Linked DNA regions of Homo sapiens: regions 1 and 3 are each linked to region 2. A link is a contact called in ENCODE Hi-C or POLR2A ChIA-PET data. All regions are on one chromosome and are shown on one strand. The core of a region is the stretch at or near the end of the contact, and the rest is flanking DNA. Distances in the headings are between cores, read along the strand shown. Region 1 overlaps TLE1 (TLE family member 1, transcriptional corepressor). Region 2 has its middle 170 kb from the start of TLE1. Region 3 overlaps TLE1 (TLE family member 1, transcriptional corepressor).

Region 1 (4,717 bases), core at 1,736-4,235, 72 kb before region 2:
ATCGGAAAGACTTAAATGTTCACCATATGAGAAGTACTATTAGAGAGGTTAATAGGAAAGGTTAGGACCCTGGGAAAGAATCATCAAGGCTGGGGAGTTCGTGGCAGGCAGAGGGAGGGAGGAAGCGGCGTGTACTTGGGAGGGAAGCGGTGCTGTTCTAGCGGGAGGGAACAGTTTGTGCGCAACTTGGAGATGTGACAGCATGTGATATTTTAGGGGACTGGCCTGTTGTCCTGTGTGGCTGGGAGTTTAAGGTCACATGAAGTAAGACTTGTTGGCACTAAATTGTAAAGGGCTTCATGAGCCCTAAAGAGCTTGAAGAGCGAATGAAGGTTTTTGACACGATCAGATTTTTGATCCTTGTTAATATAGCTAACAATTTCACATCCAGAGTGCCAAGTCCGTAGGCAGCGGGGCTTGACCACAGCCGTCCTCTCTGGGGTCTGTGGTTCTTCATTATTGTTTACTTGATTCTGCCACTGCAGTTCCTATTTCCAGGAAACCAACAACCCTGTAAACACCTGTTTTCCTTTGACCACAGAACACAGCATAGTTTTATTAACAGGAGCCTGGTCTGCTAGGAAAAAACAACCTGCCCCCTTGGAACACAGTCTTGTTTTCCAGTTCACCACAGCTGCGAAGGAGCCCGGTGGGGACTCTTTGCTTTTAGTTCCTTCACCTCTGCTGTGTGCCCAGTAAATGAAAAGCCCCTTGCTCTTAATGGGTTTTTATATCATTCATGTTTTACATCTGTGAAGTCGAGTGGGCTTTATTCTTTTCGATTCTGACACCAGACTTCAGAAGCAGAAGCGATCCTGATCTGTAGGAGCTTGATTCAGAAAGCTAGGTGGGGGCTGGGTCTCAGTTCTGAGGCTTTCTGAGATGCAGGTGGGCTTCGCTGTATGGCCCCTAAGGAGGGATCCAGGACTGACTGTCTGCCCTGCAGTTTGCCACGATTCTATCCAAACGTCCATCTCTACTCTTTGGGCGTTTGTTCTAGTCTTTGCCAACTGCCATTTCCCCCACTCTCACCTTTGATGACTTAAGAATTTTGTATTTTTTGTTGCCTCATCACTGCCCTTGTGCTTTCCTGATCCCCACCCTGCGTCTTCCTCCCTTTCCGCATTCCCTGACCCACATACTTGTCCACTGGTTGAGATAAAGCCCTCAATTCAACGTATCTTCACTTGGCTTTTTTTTAAGTCGTGGTGGTGCGATAACAATACTGTCATTTCCTGAAGACTCACTGCAGGTGTCAAGTGCTGTGTTAAGTGTTTTGCAGCTGTTACCACTTTAATCCTTACAGCAACCCCTGCGACCTCTGTGTTTTATTATTATTCCTATCTTATGGATCACGAAACAGACACATTCTAGACTGCAGGCTGGCTGATTGGCAAGACCGCAGTTGACGTAGCCAGAGAACCAGAGAGAGGTTCATTTAACAGCAAAGTTTGGGCACTTGATTTGCCTGTGGACCTAATCTAATGTGTTAACTGGTTACGAGCCTTCCCCTCGACTTCCTCTTGAATAAGTAAATGAATCTAAACTTTAAATATTGGAATACCATACACATACAGAAAAGTGCATGAATCATACATGTCTAGCTCAGTGACTTTTCACCAAAGGCAGCCACCTGTGTAACCAGCCCTTGGATCAAGGAACAGAGCAGGATCATTGCCCAGAAACCCCTCCCATGCCCCTTGCAGTCACCAAGGTTAACCACCACCTTGACTTTCAATACTGCAGATGAATTTTGCCTGTGTTCGAAATTCTAGAAATGCGGTCATTTCCATGTCCATTATTTTGTATCTGGCTTCATTCTGAATTCAGGTGTGAGCGATATTCATGAATGCTCACTATCTGTTTATACATTCCTCTTTCTGATTGGTTTTACTTTTCCTAGTTCCTCAACCAGTAGAGAAAGTTAAGTTTCCTTCTGGGATCCCTTCACCATGGTCATGATGAGCCCTCAGTGTGGCCTTTTATTGAAAAAGCTCTGTTATTATTGTAGGTGAATAATTTCCTCCCCTGGTTTTTTCCTTCCAGTTGATCCCTCCTAAAGGCCCATCCACCCTTTGTGTTGCTCTGGCGTGTTCATTTGATTTGGCTCTCCAGCACAGCAGGCAGCACCAGCTTCCTGCGAGGCCCCCTGTGACTGATGTATTAACATCCATATGGGCTTCCCGTGGGACGGATGAGTGTTCACAGCTTCTGACAGCAGCTCGCTGCATTGTGAATCAATTTTAAATTGCCTCCATATGATGATCGCAGGCCTCCTGTGCAGTTTAAAGAAGAGGACACCTGGGAGAGAAGTGGGTGTCTTCCAAAGATCAGCAGACAGATCTCCCGTCTGTTACTCGGTGCATCTATTTAATCTGGAACATTTAACTCTATGATAAGCAGGCTTCCAGTTGGAGGAAGATAAAATCTCCTTTCTCTGAAAAATCTGAGATTGATGAAAGGGTGCCTCATGGAAACCTGGCCTTACCTGGAGGCGCCCAGCTTGATTTGTGGTACACAGAGAAAAACTAATCCTCACATGTGTAATTTCTCTCATGGCACCGAGATCTTTGAGAAGCAGTTTCTCCATCTTAAACACCATCCTTTAAATCATGTGCAACTCAATTGTTTTACTTTTATTTTTTAATTTTTTTTTTTTTTTTTTTGAGACAGAGTCTCTGTCGCCCAGGCTGGAGTGCAGTGGCACAATCTCGGCTCACCACAAGCTCCGCCTCCCAGGTTCACGCCATTCTCCTGCCTCAGCCTCCCGAGTAGCTGGGACTACAAGCGCCCGCCACCATACCCGGCTGATTTTTTTGTATTTTTAGTAGAGATGGGGTTTCACTCTGTTAGCCAGGATGGTCTTGATCTCCTGATCTCGTGATCCGCCCGCCTTGGCCTCCCAGAGTGCTGGGATTACAGGCGTGAGCCACCGCGCCCAGCCTCAATTGTTTAATTTTATGGAAATTTACTTGTCATTTCTTCAGTATCACCTGGCAATTTTTTTGTTGTTTTTGGACCCAGAGTATGGAGCCTGATTCTGAGTCATAGAACTTGGCTACTGGACTTTGTTCGTTGAGCATTCTTCAAAGCCTAGAATTCTTGTAGGACATGAATAGACTTAAACTCCCATAGTTCTGTGGCAGTCTTCAAGGGCAACAAAATGCTATTTGATTATGACTCCAAGTATCCCATAATAAGTGGCATAGGTTCCTGTTCAACTAACTATAATGTGCATGTTGAAATATCATGTGGACTCGATATATTGCTAAGGACACCAAATAATCCTGTTGGATAAAAAATGAGATTGAGTGGTTTGGTGATGTGAGGGCTTTGAGCTATATTGTTTTTATATGTGTATTTATTCCCCAGGACAGTCTCCATGGTTCCCATTATACGTGCTTATTCATTCAAATTAAGAGTAACATTAAGGATTTGGGCCAAAAAGCTATTTACTATTAGTTACTGGAACCAATTTGCCAGCAGATAACAGATTGAGATTATGTCCTGTGATTGAGTGGAGGGGAAGTTTAAAAGTCTTCATGTGTCTGATATTTTGCTTTTATGGAGGGAAGATAATAGCATGCATTTTATTTTCAAGCAAATGTATGTGGGTTTTAAGTGCAGGGTGCTAGAGACCTGGCATAATCGGTTTTCAGTTTTGTGCTTGCTAAGTTACTTTACAAAATTTGAGTTTGTATTAAAATGAAAATTTAAGCTCTGTGTTAGTACTCATGGTGTTTACATTATATTTAAAGCTGCCAATGACAAGCTCCAGAAAGGGCCCAGACTTTCTCGAGGGTAATGGGAAGGAGGAAGCAGTGCATACTTCACTTATTGTTTATGGTTTGAACTTCTAGCTCTCTTAGTGATTTCAAGTTAAGAAAGTGGAAGTAGTGGTCTTCAAAGTAGAATGTGCATAATTTTTTTTTTTTTTAAGACGTAGTCTTGCTCTTGTCGCCTAGGCTGGAGTGCAGTGGCGCGATCTCATTGTTCTCATTGTCCAACTCCCATTTATGAGTGAGAACATGCAGGGTTTGGTTTTCTGTTCCTGTGTTAGTTTGCTGGGAATGATGGTTTCCAGTTTCATCCATGTCCCTGCAAGGGACATGAACTCATCCTTTTTTTTATGGCTGCATAGTATTCCATGGTGTATATGTGCCACATTTTCTTTATCCATTCTGTCATTGATGGGCATTTGGGTTGGTTCCAAGTCTTTGCTATCCAGCAATTGATTTCTGTCTTTGAAATCAACTTGTGGCCCAGAGGGGCCGTAGGAGCACCAGTCATCTTGCTCTTAGCTCAGGCAGTGGGAAGGAAGAAGAGAAGAGGGCAAGTATGCTCTCTCCCTATTTATTTTTTTAGAGCAGTTATAGGTTCTTGGCAAAATAGAGTGGAAAGTTACAGAGAGTTCCCATATCCCCCATCCCTCTCCCCTCTTTCAAGTTCAGAGCTTCCTCAAAATGCCATCCAACAGCTTCTTCTTACACCTCATTGGTCAGAACATAGGCAGGCTGGGCTAAAGGAGACCGGGGAAGAGTAGTTTTTTAGCTGCACACTTTGCTGTTTTATATAATGGCGTTCCTGACCAAGGTAGGCAAGGAAGATTGTTGAGTAGGAAACCTAAAATCTCTGTTTACAGCCATATAAGATAATCTCTTATTTTCTCTTCCTTAAGCAAGAGAAAGTTGAAGTCCATACCATAAACTGGTATTTT
Region 2 (4,788 bases), core at 126-2,625:
TAGATCCCTGTGTTAGTTTGCTAAGGCTGTTAGAATACCACAGACTGGGTGGCTTAATCAACAGAAATTTATTTCTCACAATTTCTGGAGGCTACAAGTCAGAGATCACAATGTCTGCAGAGCTGGTTCATTCTGAGAGCCACGAGGGAAGGATCTGTTCCAGGCGTCTCTCCTTGGCTTATAGATGACTGTCTTCTCCTGTCTTCACACTGCACATGTCTGTGTCCTAATTTCCTCTTATAAGGTCACCAGTTATATTGGATTAGGACCCACTCTAATGACATCATTTTGAAATTAATTACCTTTTAAAAGACCCCATCTCCAAATATAGTTATATTCGGAGCTACTACGTATTAGGACATCAATGTATGAATTTTTGGAGTGACAAATTTAGCCCATAACAATTCCCAAATGGGAGAAAATGTGGAATAGAGTTTCAGCCAACCCACAGACAACTTGTGAAGAGAGTGAGAAAAATATGTTGTAAGCCTCTGTTATTTTGGACTTTGTTGCCACAGCATAACCTAGCATAAGATAACCAATGCAGTCCTTTAAAGGGAAGAACACATTCTTCTGCACCTCTTTCTCCTTCGTGCTGCTTGGGATATGGACAACCTTGACACTCTTAGCCAGTTGGACCATGAGGTTTATGCTAAAGATTGCTGACTATGATGACTATGAAACTGCCACACCTACCATGGGTGAGCTACCTCTGGACTTTTTCTGGGACAAAGAAACTTCTATCTAATTTAATATAGGAAAGAAAATGATGACAATGCTTCCTTAATTAGAACTGTGCTTCAAGGAGCTCCGACTGGGCAAAGGGAAAGAGAGAACCCCAAACAGGTAAAGAAATTGTAAAGAGAGGGTAAAGCACACCCCCGTGTTGTAAATGCATATTTTTCTATAAATGATATTTCCACTTTTTTTTTTGAGACAGAGTTCTGCTCTTGTTGCCTGGGCTGGAGTGCAATGGCACGATCTCGGCTCACCGCAACCTCTGCCTCCCGGGTTCAAGCAATTCTCCTGTCTCAGCCTCCCGAGTAGCTGGGATTACAGGCATGCGCCACCACACCTGGCTAATTTTGTATTTTTAGTAGAGACGCGGTTTCTCCATGTTGGTCAGGCTGGTCTCAAACTCCCGACCTCAGGTGATCCGCCCGCCTCGGCCTCCCAAAGTGCTGGGATTACAGGCGTGAGCCACCGCACCCGGCCGATATTTCCACATCTTAAAAAAAATCTTGTAAATGAGATTGGTGAGTAATCTCAGCAAACATGGAGTATGTTAAAAGATCAGATATGGGTAAATGCCATTTTACCTACCATTCCAGTTTTCAAAAGGAGGAAGGGAGATTCTGCAAACTGTTGAACTGTGAGCTTTATTTCCGGGAGTTCCAAGAAGAGGAATTGGTTGGGTCATCATTACAGTAACCTCATTTCCTTCTTTGACAGATATATTGGACTATGGAGCCAGGGGAAATGCAGCAGTGTGTACTTTTGAACCAAAGCAAGTCATTTGAAAGGGCTTTCAAAATGTCTTCATAGATCAATTAGAAAACTATCCGTTTATAGATCAAAAAGGTGTACGAAGAGTAGTTTCTGTTGGACAACCAGAACGTAGTTTCTATCTCTATCTACTGTCATGGTGTCAGCTTCAACGTAAGGATTGGCTCCCTCTTGTGGTTAAGAGATGGCTTCATTGCTACTTGTTTCAAATATGGAGAGAGGATTCCTTCTGGATCTTCCTTCTCTGTGGTCAAAAAGCTTCAGTCCCAGATTGTGACAAAAGAAAGTCCCCAAAAGACAAACAAAAAAACCTTTTTCTCATATTTAATTGACTTGCAATTGAATCAGGAGTCCATCCCTGAACCAATTATTCTGCCCAGGGAGAGGAATGCTCTGCTTACCTTGGGGCTGACTAGCTAGGGGCGGAGCTTGGCTTTCCCCAAAACACATTGACTTCATGGGCTGGGAGGGTGTGCTTACGTATGGATGTGGATGTCTAAAGAGAGCTGACGAGTTAACAAAACAGGGAGTGGATTTTTTTGGTGGCCAAATATAATATTCACTGTTCTTGGAAGATTTTGAGACTGAGATTCTTTAATGATATAATGCAGAAGTTTAAATTTTGATGAGCTCATGATAGATTTATCAGGATTCCATTAACCACAAAATATCCTCCAGTTAATCAGATGAGTGAACCCAAGGGGCCGAATTGTTTATCATTATTTATCTTGTGGCAGAGACATGTGGGCCAAAAATGGACTTTGGCTTAATTATAATCAAAGTTAACACTCTACTACCTAATTATAGTGGACAAATATGTTTATCTTCTTTAGAACATTAGAGAAGGAGTATGTTCTCAGAATGGATAAGAACGACAGTCATTCTTTTTTTAATTACAGGAGAGCCCATATCTAGTTTATCTGAAGATTTGTTTCAAGTTGCGGGCAGGACATGGTGGCTCATACCTGTAATCCCAGCACTTTGGGAGGCCAAGGTGTGAGGACTGCTTGAGTTCAAGGGTTCAAGATCAGCCTGAGCAACACAGTGAGTCCTCATCTATGCTAAAAGTCAAAAGAATTAGCCAGGAGTGGTGGAGTGTGTCTGTAGTTCCAGCTGCTCAGGAGGCTGAGGCCATAGTATCACTTGACCCCAGGATATTGAGGTTGCAGCAAGCTATGATTGCTCCTTTGCTCTCCAGCCTGGGTGAAGAGTGAGACTCCGTCTCTAAATAAATAAATAGGCCAGGTGTGGTGACTCATGCCTGTAATCCCAGCACTCTGGGAGGCCGAGGTGGGTGGATCACTTGAGGTCAAGAGTTCGAGACCAGATTGGCTAACATAGGTAAAACTGAAAATACAAAAATTATTATTATTATTATTATTATTTTATTTTCTCTACTGAAAATACAAAAACTAGCCAGGCATGGTGGTGCGTGCCTATAATCCCAGCTACTTGGGAGGCTGAGGCAGGAAAATTGGCTGAGCCTGAGAGGTAGAAGTTGCAGTGAGTGGAGATTGTGCCACTGCACTCCAGCCTAGGAGACAGAGTGAGAACCTGTATCAAATAAAATTAGATAAAATGAATAAGTAAATAAATCAAAAAAGATTTGTATTAAATTGTGCTGGTATAAATTAAAAAGGAATTTGCTAGAATGCAGTCCTTTTTAAAATGCCATCTGAAATAGTAGTTTGGAATACTTAAACTTCAGTGTTATCCTCAGGGTGATATTCTTAAAAAGTCTCTCAAAAGATCCTTAAGCGTCTTGGATCATTTTATTGAGATCAGACAGATTTTACTTAAAAATGCTTAGAGTTATTCAATAGCTGTTGCTGTTTTTAATGAGATCCTCTGTTCATTGATGCAGAGTGTATCAAGGGTCAATGGTAAAAAGTTCATCTGAAACTACTTTGTTCCTTATGCTGACTATCTAATTGAGAAATCAATGTGTACAATGTATTGAAGAAAAAGAGACCACAGAGTTTAGGTTGATATTTGGTGAAATGACAGATCTGTAATTTTGGGGATGTTGAGAGAAGTCCTTGTAGATAAATCATCCTTTAGGGTGTGTTGCACGAGATCTAAACCTAAGAACTTAAAGAAGTTTTGAAAACCCTGTCATTCACAGGGTTTAATGAGTTCCATCAGCAGAAGATTGTCCCTGGGGGCTTTTATCACCTGAAAATGGTTAAATATTCTACAGCTCCTTATTACTCAAAACCTGTGGTCCACGAGCTAGCAATATCATTACCACGGGAAGCTTGTTAGACTTGCAGAACCTCACCTCCATCCCTGGCCTGCTGGTTGGAATCTGCCTTTTTACAAGATGCCCAGAGGACTCATGTGCCTGTTAAAGTTTGATCCTGGATTATTAAAGCTCAGTCAGGGAGATTTCCACAGTCCACAGAGCATTGTGAAGTGTGGGTGGGGGCAAACAAATTCATGTTTCTTCCGGTCCTCTTAAAGATAGTCCTTCAGCTTTCTCACGGAATTTTCATTTCCATTAACTGTAATGGCTACTCATGATGTTTCCTCTTAAAATCTGTACTACTTTCTTCTTTTTTTTTTTTTTCAAATTAGCTGTCTCCAGAACAAAGCCTTTGGATTGGAGCAACCTCAGTTTGAAATCTGGATCTGCAACTTCCTGGAAGTATGACTTTGGTCAAGTTACTTCAACTGTTGAAGCACAGTTTTTTTTATTTCTAGAATGGGTTAATATTGATCTTATACTATTGAGAGAATGAGTTGAGATGATATGGGAAAGCATGTAGCCCAGTGCCTGCCAAATATAAAAAAAAAAATCACTGAGTATTAGTTCCCTTTCTCCTTGCTAGAACATGCAGTCAATTGAAACAGAGTTATCTACTACAAATGATGCAGAAACTACAGAAAGTTTTCCCCTGCATAGCAAAATCCCAGTGTGGCTCCCATAAAACAGATTTGAAGCAGCTCTACTTGCCAAGTAAGTGACTTGCAAAATGATATTTAAATAATTAAGTAGAATTGAATTGTTTAGTGTGGTCCATCTGGACGCCAAATTGCACCCGCCAAAATGATAATTTGGATTTTAACATAATTGATACTTTACTGTTCTTCCTGAGTCTGATTTGTCAACAAGCTTTGCTACTTCTTTGCTACTTAGCTTTTTACTCTGTGGCTGCTTCTGAGTTCTGATAAAAGGTTTACATCTTGCTAAGTTTCCTTGACTTTTTTGTAATTTTTGTCCCTGGAGGAGCCAGAGTGGTGCATTTCCTGGTTCTCAGATATATGGCTAAGTGGGTCTTG
Region 3 (4,919 bases), core at 2,171-4,670, 90 kb before region 2:
CTCAAATTAAAGATTTCATCCCTCGAGAAATTCAGCTGTTGCAACCATTTACTGAGCTCTTACAATCTGCCAAGTATTTGCAACTTGCCATCACCTGTAAACAAGTTGTGATTGGATAGTTGGTTTGCTACTGCTACAGAATTCCTGCCTGAAGCTTTGCCTAGCCCCAGGTCAGATGAGAAGAGGGGGAAGATGATAATAATTACTAGGACTGGCAAACTGATAGAGAGCCTGCAGGCCTGTCCCAGGTAGTTTTTTTAGTCTGTCTGCTACCAGGAACTATAGAAAGAAATCTAACTGTGCCTCAAACCTATTCTTAGCTTTTAGTAAATGGCGTTAATGTTTCTTTTTTCCAGGACAGTGATGGTGACAAAAGCGATGACAACTTAGTTGTGGATGTGTCTAATGAGGTAACCATTCTTTTCATCAAAGTTTGTCTTCAGAATGATTTGAATAATGTTATGAAAAAAAACTAACAGTGAATGAAGGAAGTAGAGCCCCTCGGTGGGGGGACCTCTTGCAACTTCTTACATTAAGAAGTTAATGGTTGCTCATGTATGGAGCAATAATGGTCTAACTGACATAAAGTTTTATTTCCTTTAAAAAAAGATATTTCTCTAGACATTTTGAATGCCTAAGTTGGATGTTTGGCTCCCCTTTCCTTCCAGTGCCCTCTAGGCAAAGTTCTTAAGCATGAGGCACAAAGAGGGATATGACTGCGGGGTTTTTTTTTTATGGCATGTTTGCAGGTATGTTTGCCGACACCATATTGCTCATTTATAACATGGTGTTGGTCACCTTGTACAACCCCAACCCGAAGGACTTTCAGCTCTGTCCTTAAATTTAGAGAATGAGTGTGGAAAGGGAAAAGTCTGTCTGTTACAAGCTAAATCACGAAAACTTTTGATTATGCTTGTTGAGGACCCTTCTTCTCCGCGAGCAAGCCCTGCCCACTCGCCCCGGGAAAATGGAATCGACAAAAATCGCCTGCTAAAGAAGGATGCTTCTAGCAGTCCAGCTTCCACGGCCTCCTCGGCAAGTTCCACTTCTTTGAAATCCAAAGAAATGAGCTTGGTAGGTAAAGAAAACTGACACTTGCCTGTTTGGCAGTGTATTTTTCATTGTGGACTGGAGGACTCTGAAGTATTGGAAATGTGGGGGTTTTGCTGCTTGAGGGTTGTATTTTTAAGAGTTTAATAGTGAAACTCATCCTTCTGTTCTTTGTCACCATTCAGGGTTTACTTTTTCCCCTCAGTCATCTCTTTTCGGCCATGATTAGAGGGTGTACACGCATCTGTGTTCATTGCCTTCTTCTTCTTCTTCTTCTTTTTTTTTTTTTTTTTGAGACGGAGTCTCACTCCATCATCCAGGCTAGAGTGCAGTGGTGCAGTCTCAGCTCACTGCAGCCTCTGCCTCCTGGGTTCAAGCGATTCTCCTGCCTCTGCCCCCTGAGTAGCTGGGATTACAGGCGCGCGCGACCATGCCCAGCTAATTTTTTTTTTTTTTTTTTTGTATTTTTAGTAGAGATGGGGTTTTGCCATGTTTGTCAGGCTGGTCTTGAACTCCTGACCTCTTTGATCCACCCGCCTCAGCCTCCCAAAGTGTTGGGATTACAAGCCCAGCCTCATTGCCGTCTTACTTGGGGGATATGTTCTTGCCACACAGCTCTCTGAAACTTCCCAGTTGACAAATGGTTCAAACTTCTGAGATTCTTTTTTTTTTTTTCTGAGACGGAGTCTCACTCTGTTGCCCAGGCTGGAGTGCAGTGGCGTGATCTCGGCACACTGCAACCTCCACCTCCCAGGTTCAAACAATTCTCCTGCCTCAGCCTCCCCAGTAGCTGGGATTACAGGCACTCACCACCACGCCTGGTACCACCATACATTAGAGAGGGTGTACACGCATCCATGTTCATTGCCTTCTTCTTCTTCTTCTTTTTTTTTTTTTTTTTTTTTTTTTTTTTTTTTTTTTTTTGAGATGGAGTCTCACTCTGTCACCCAGGCTGGAGTGCAGTGGTGCAATCTTGGCTTATTACAGGGTTTCATGTTGGCCATGCTGGTCTTGAACTCCTGACCTCAGGCAATCTGCCTGCCTTGGCCTCCCAAAGTGCTGGGATTACAGGTGTGAGCCACCGCACCTGGCCTCAAACTTCCGAGATTCTTAAGTCTTCATTTTCTTAGGCTGGTCATTTACCTGGTAGACTGATCCTTAATATCGGGGCATGTCATAGAGCATGCCCCGATATTATGGAGCTCGTCAGATCAGTGATGCACAAAGGAGGCCCCAGGGGAAGCCAGGAACTGGTGCATCAGAACCCACTCATGTGGTCACTCATTCAATCAAACTTTGTAGACTGCATCATCTTTTAACAATAACATTTCATAACAACCCTTCAGTTAATCCTTACCTGGTCCCGGTAGGCATTATCCCATTTTACCGGTTGGGAGGGATGAATAACTTAACAAGGCTACACAGCCGTGGCTCATGATCCAAGGTCAGAAAGAGCTCTCTTTAGCCCGTGCTCTTTGCCACGCTGTAGTGGTTCTTGGACTGTGTTGTAAAGCACATGAAAGGTTGAAAGGCCAGAGAAGGTGCCCTGTAACCCTGTTACTGTCTGGTCTCCGAAAGGCCCCTTGCTGGTGTTCAGTCTCTGATCTGCACTGGTGGGTCCACTTTGGTTATGTAGGCAAGTGGGCAGTGACTCTTAACTCCAAAGTGTTGTTCTTTTTAGGCATATTGGTAAGGTTAGCCCTGGGGCTTTTGTCTCTGAGATACTGGCCCCACTCTCTCTCACCATTTGTCTCAATCCCAGGGCTACCTAAAAAGGAGACTTGAAAAGGGGTCTTCTGGCCTGGCGCGGTGGCTCAGGCCTGTAATCCCAGCACTTTGGGAGGCCAAGGCGGGTGGATCACGAGGTCAGGAGATCGAGACCATCCTGGCTAACATGGTGAAACCCCGTCTCCACTAAAAATACAAAAAAATTAGCTGGGCATGGTGGCGGGCACCTGTAGTCCCAGCTACTCAGGAGGCAGAGGCAGGAGAATGGCGTGAACCCGGGAGGCGGAGCTTGTAGTAGGCCGAGATTGCGCCACTGCACTCCAGCTTGGGTGACAGAGTGAGACTCCATCTCAAAAAAAAAAAAAAAAAAAGAAAAGAAAAGGGGTCTTCCTTGGACTTGGCGGCCAGGACATGTGTTTCTGAGTGCCTGGGAAATATTCTCTGGGTGGTCATCTTTCTAACTTGGCGTAGACCCAAAGTCCACAAGGCTGATGGAAAATACTTTTAAAATAAAATCTGCGGAGGAAGAAGTGTGATCATGTTCTGTGTCTCTAGCTCGAGTTTTAATTCTGGCAGGAAGAGGAAAGGTCAACATTTCTCGCTCACAAGTTAATGCTGTCAACATTGTGTGGATTTATGAAAATTGGCTGAGGGAGTAGCTAGAAGGTGCCCAGTGTCCCAGCTGCTGTTGTGATAAATTGTGTAATATGGCTTGGATTAAAAATAATACTCATTTAATTTGTTTAATGACACCAGCATGAAAAAGCCAGCACGCCTGTTCTGAAATCCAGCACACCAACGCCTCGGAGCGACATGCCAACGCCGGGCACCAGCGCCACTCCAGGCCTCCGTCCAGGTCTCGGCAAGCCTCCAGCCATAGACCCCCTCGTTAACCAAGCGGGTACAGCATCGCCTCTTGTTGTGCTTTGTTTGGTTTCTCCCATTCCCAGCTTGATTTGTTGTCTGTTAATGTTGTGACGCAATTGCCCTACAAATATGAAATGTACGTAGGGCCACCCTCCTTCCTATCTCTGAAAAAGCCATGATAAGAAACAGATGTTTGTCCTGGGGTTTCAGCAGCTGCACTCTGTTCAGTCTCCAACTGTTTACATTCAGCTTTTCTTTTTTTCTTGAGACGAAGTCTCGCTCTTGTCCCCCCAGGCTGGAATGCAATGGCGTGATCTCAGCTCACTGCAACCTCTGCCTCCTGGGCTTTGAGACGAAAGTCTTGCTCTTGTCCCCCCCAGGCTGGAATGCAATGGCGGGATCTCAGCTCACTGCAACCTCTGCCTCCTGGGTTCAAGCGATTCTCTTGCCTGAGCCTCCTAAAGAGCTGGGATTACAGGCGCCTGCCACCACGCCTGGCTAATTTTTGTATTTTTAGTAGAGACGGGGTTTCACCATGTTGGCCAGGCTGGTCTCAAACTCCTGACCTCAGGTGATCTGCCCATCTCGGCCTCCCAAAGTGCTGGGATTACAGGCGTGAGCTACCTTGCCCAGCCTTCTTTTAGTTTTAAATAATTCAAATCCTAGGGACTTCAGTAAAGTTTCTGATAATTATTTTGAACACAAGCCTCCCCACCTAACTAGCATTGTGCGTCTGACTTTGCTAATACTGGCTGAAACAGCGGTTTGGCTGGCCCAACCGTGCTCCTTGCAGACTATAGTTTGCTGGTTTTCTGCTAGGGGAGGCTTCAGGAATCAGTGGTCTCTCCTGCAGTAGAAATTAGGAGGGTTTCTCTGCGACTCCAGCCCTTAAAAAACTCATAATTTGCAACCTGATATTCCCCAGTGGGAAAGGAAAAAAGCAACAACCTGGGCCCAAAGGAAAATAGGCAACAGAATATTCCTCCTAAACCCGTGCTTTGGTTTACGTAAATCCAGGATTGGATTTTCATTTGGAATTGGTACCAGGGAATGGAAAGTTCGGACTGAAAGAGAAATCTTGGATTTTATCGAGAAAATCTTCTTTTGAGATTAAGTCAGGTAAACACTTGGTGCCTGTGCCTTGGTTTGCCCTCTGTAAATTGGGTAGGGAATACTCTTAATTCCCCTGGCTTCCTGGTGCTGCCATTTACACAAATGAGAAAATGTGTGGGTTGTGCTTCCCCTGGAGTCTTTTCTTTCCTGGAGATGCATTC

Evidence for each region. A loop is a pair of places that touch in the nucleus more often than their neighbours do. ChIA-PET counts read pairs that join two places held with the same protein, here RNA polymerase II (POLR2A). Pooled maps may share reads with other maps.
Region 1: a map of endothelial cell of umbilical vein shows a loop between it and region 2 (4-fold over the local background). The contact joins two enhancer-like sites. A Hi-C loop is called at or near these places in 15 of 168 maps with a recorded cell type or tissue (HepG2, MCF 10A, PC-3 and 10 more) and 7 of 50 pooled maps. POLR2A ChIA-PET finds 5 or more read pairs at or near these places in 5 of 52 experiments (A549, AG04450, BJ and 2 more).
Region 3: a loop to region 2 is called in a pooled map, with 2.7 times the contacts of the local background. The contact joins two enhancer-like sites. A Hi-C loop is called at or near these places in 7 of 168 maps with a recorded cell type or tissue (HepG2, adrenal gland, cardiac septum and 4 more) and 8 of 50 pooled maps. POLR2A ChIA-PET finds 5 or more read pairs at or near these places in 3 of 52 experiments (HepG2, IMR-90 and activated B cell).

The regions. Positions count from the first base shown.
Region 1 is chr9:81,593,764-81,598,480 of GRCh38, reverse strand. All of the region lies in intron 14 of TLE1 (TLE family member 1, transcriptional corepressor), which reads left to right. Among named protein-coding and RNA genes, the nearest start is that of TLE1, 93 kb to the left of the region's middle. RefSeq lists enhancers at 1,902-2,595, 2,596-3,291. Within about 2 kb of position 2,985, at least 2 of the 41 ENCODE cell types and tissues checked have a DNase peak (open chromatin) inside an H3K27ac peak, as active enhancers do.
Region 2 is chr9:81,520,023-81,524,810 of GRCh38, reverse strand. No RefSeq gene overlaps it. Among named protein-coding and RNA genes, the nearest start is that of TLE1, 170 kb to the left of the region's middle. RefSeq lists an enhancer at 449-1,648. Within about 2 kb of position 1,375, at least 3 of the 41 ENCODE cell types and tissues checked have a DNase peak (open chromatin) inside an H3K27ac peak, as active enhancers do.
Region 3 is chr9:81,612,137-81,617,055 of GRCh38, reverse strand. It overlaps TLE1 (TLE family member 1, transcriptional corepressor), which reads left to right. Exons shown (of 20, transcript NM_005077.5): 10 at 357-410; 11 at 922-1,074; 12 at 3,535-3,679. Among named protein-coding and RNA genes, the nearest start is that of TLE1, 75 kb to the left of the region's middle. Within about 2 kb of position 3,420, at least 17 of the 41 ENCODE cell types and tissues checked have a DNase peak (open chromatin) inside an H3K27ac peak, as active enhancers do.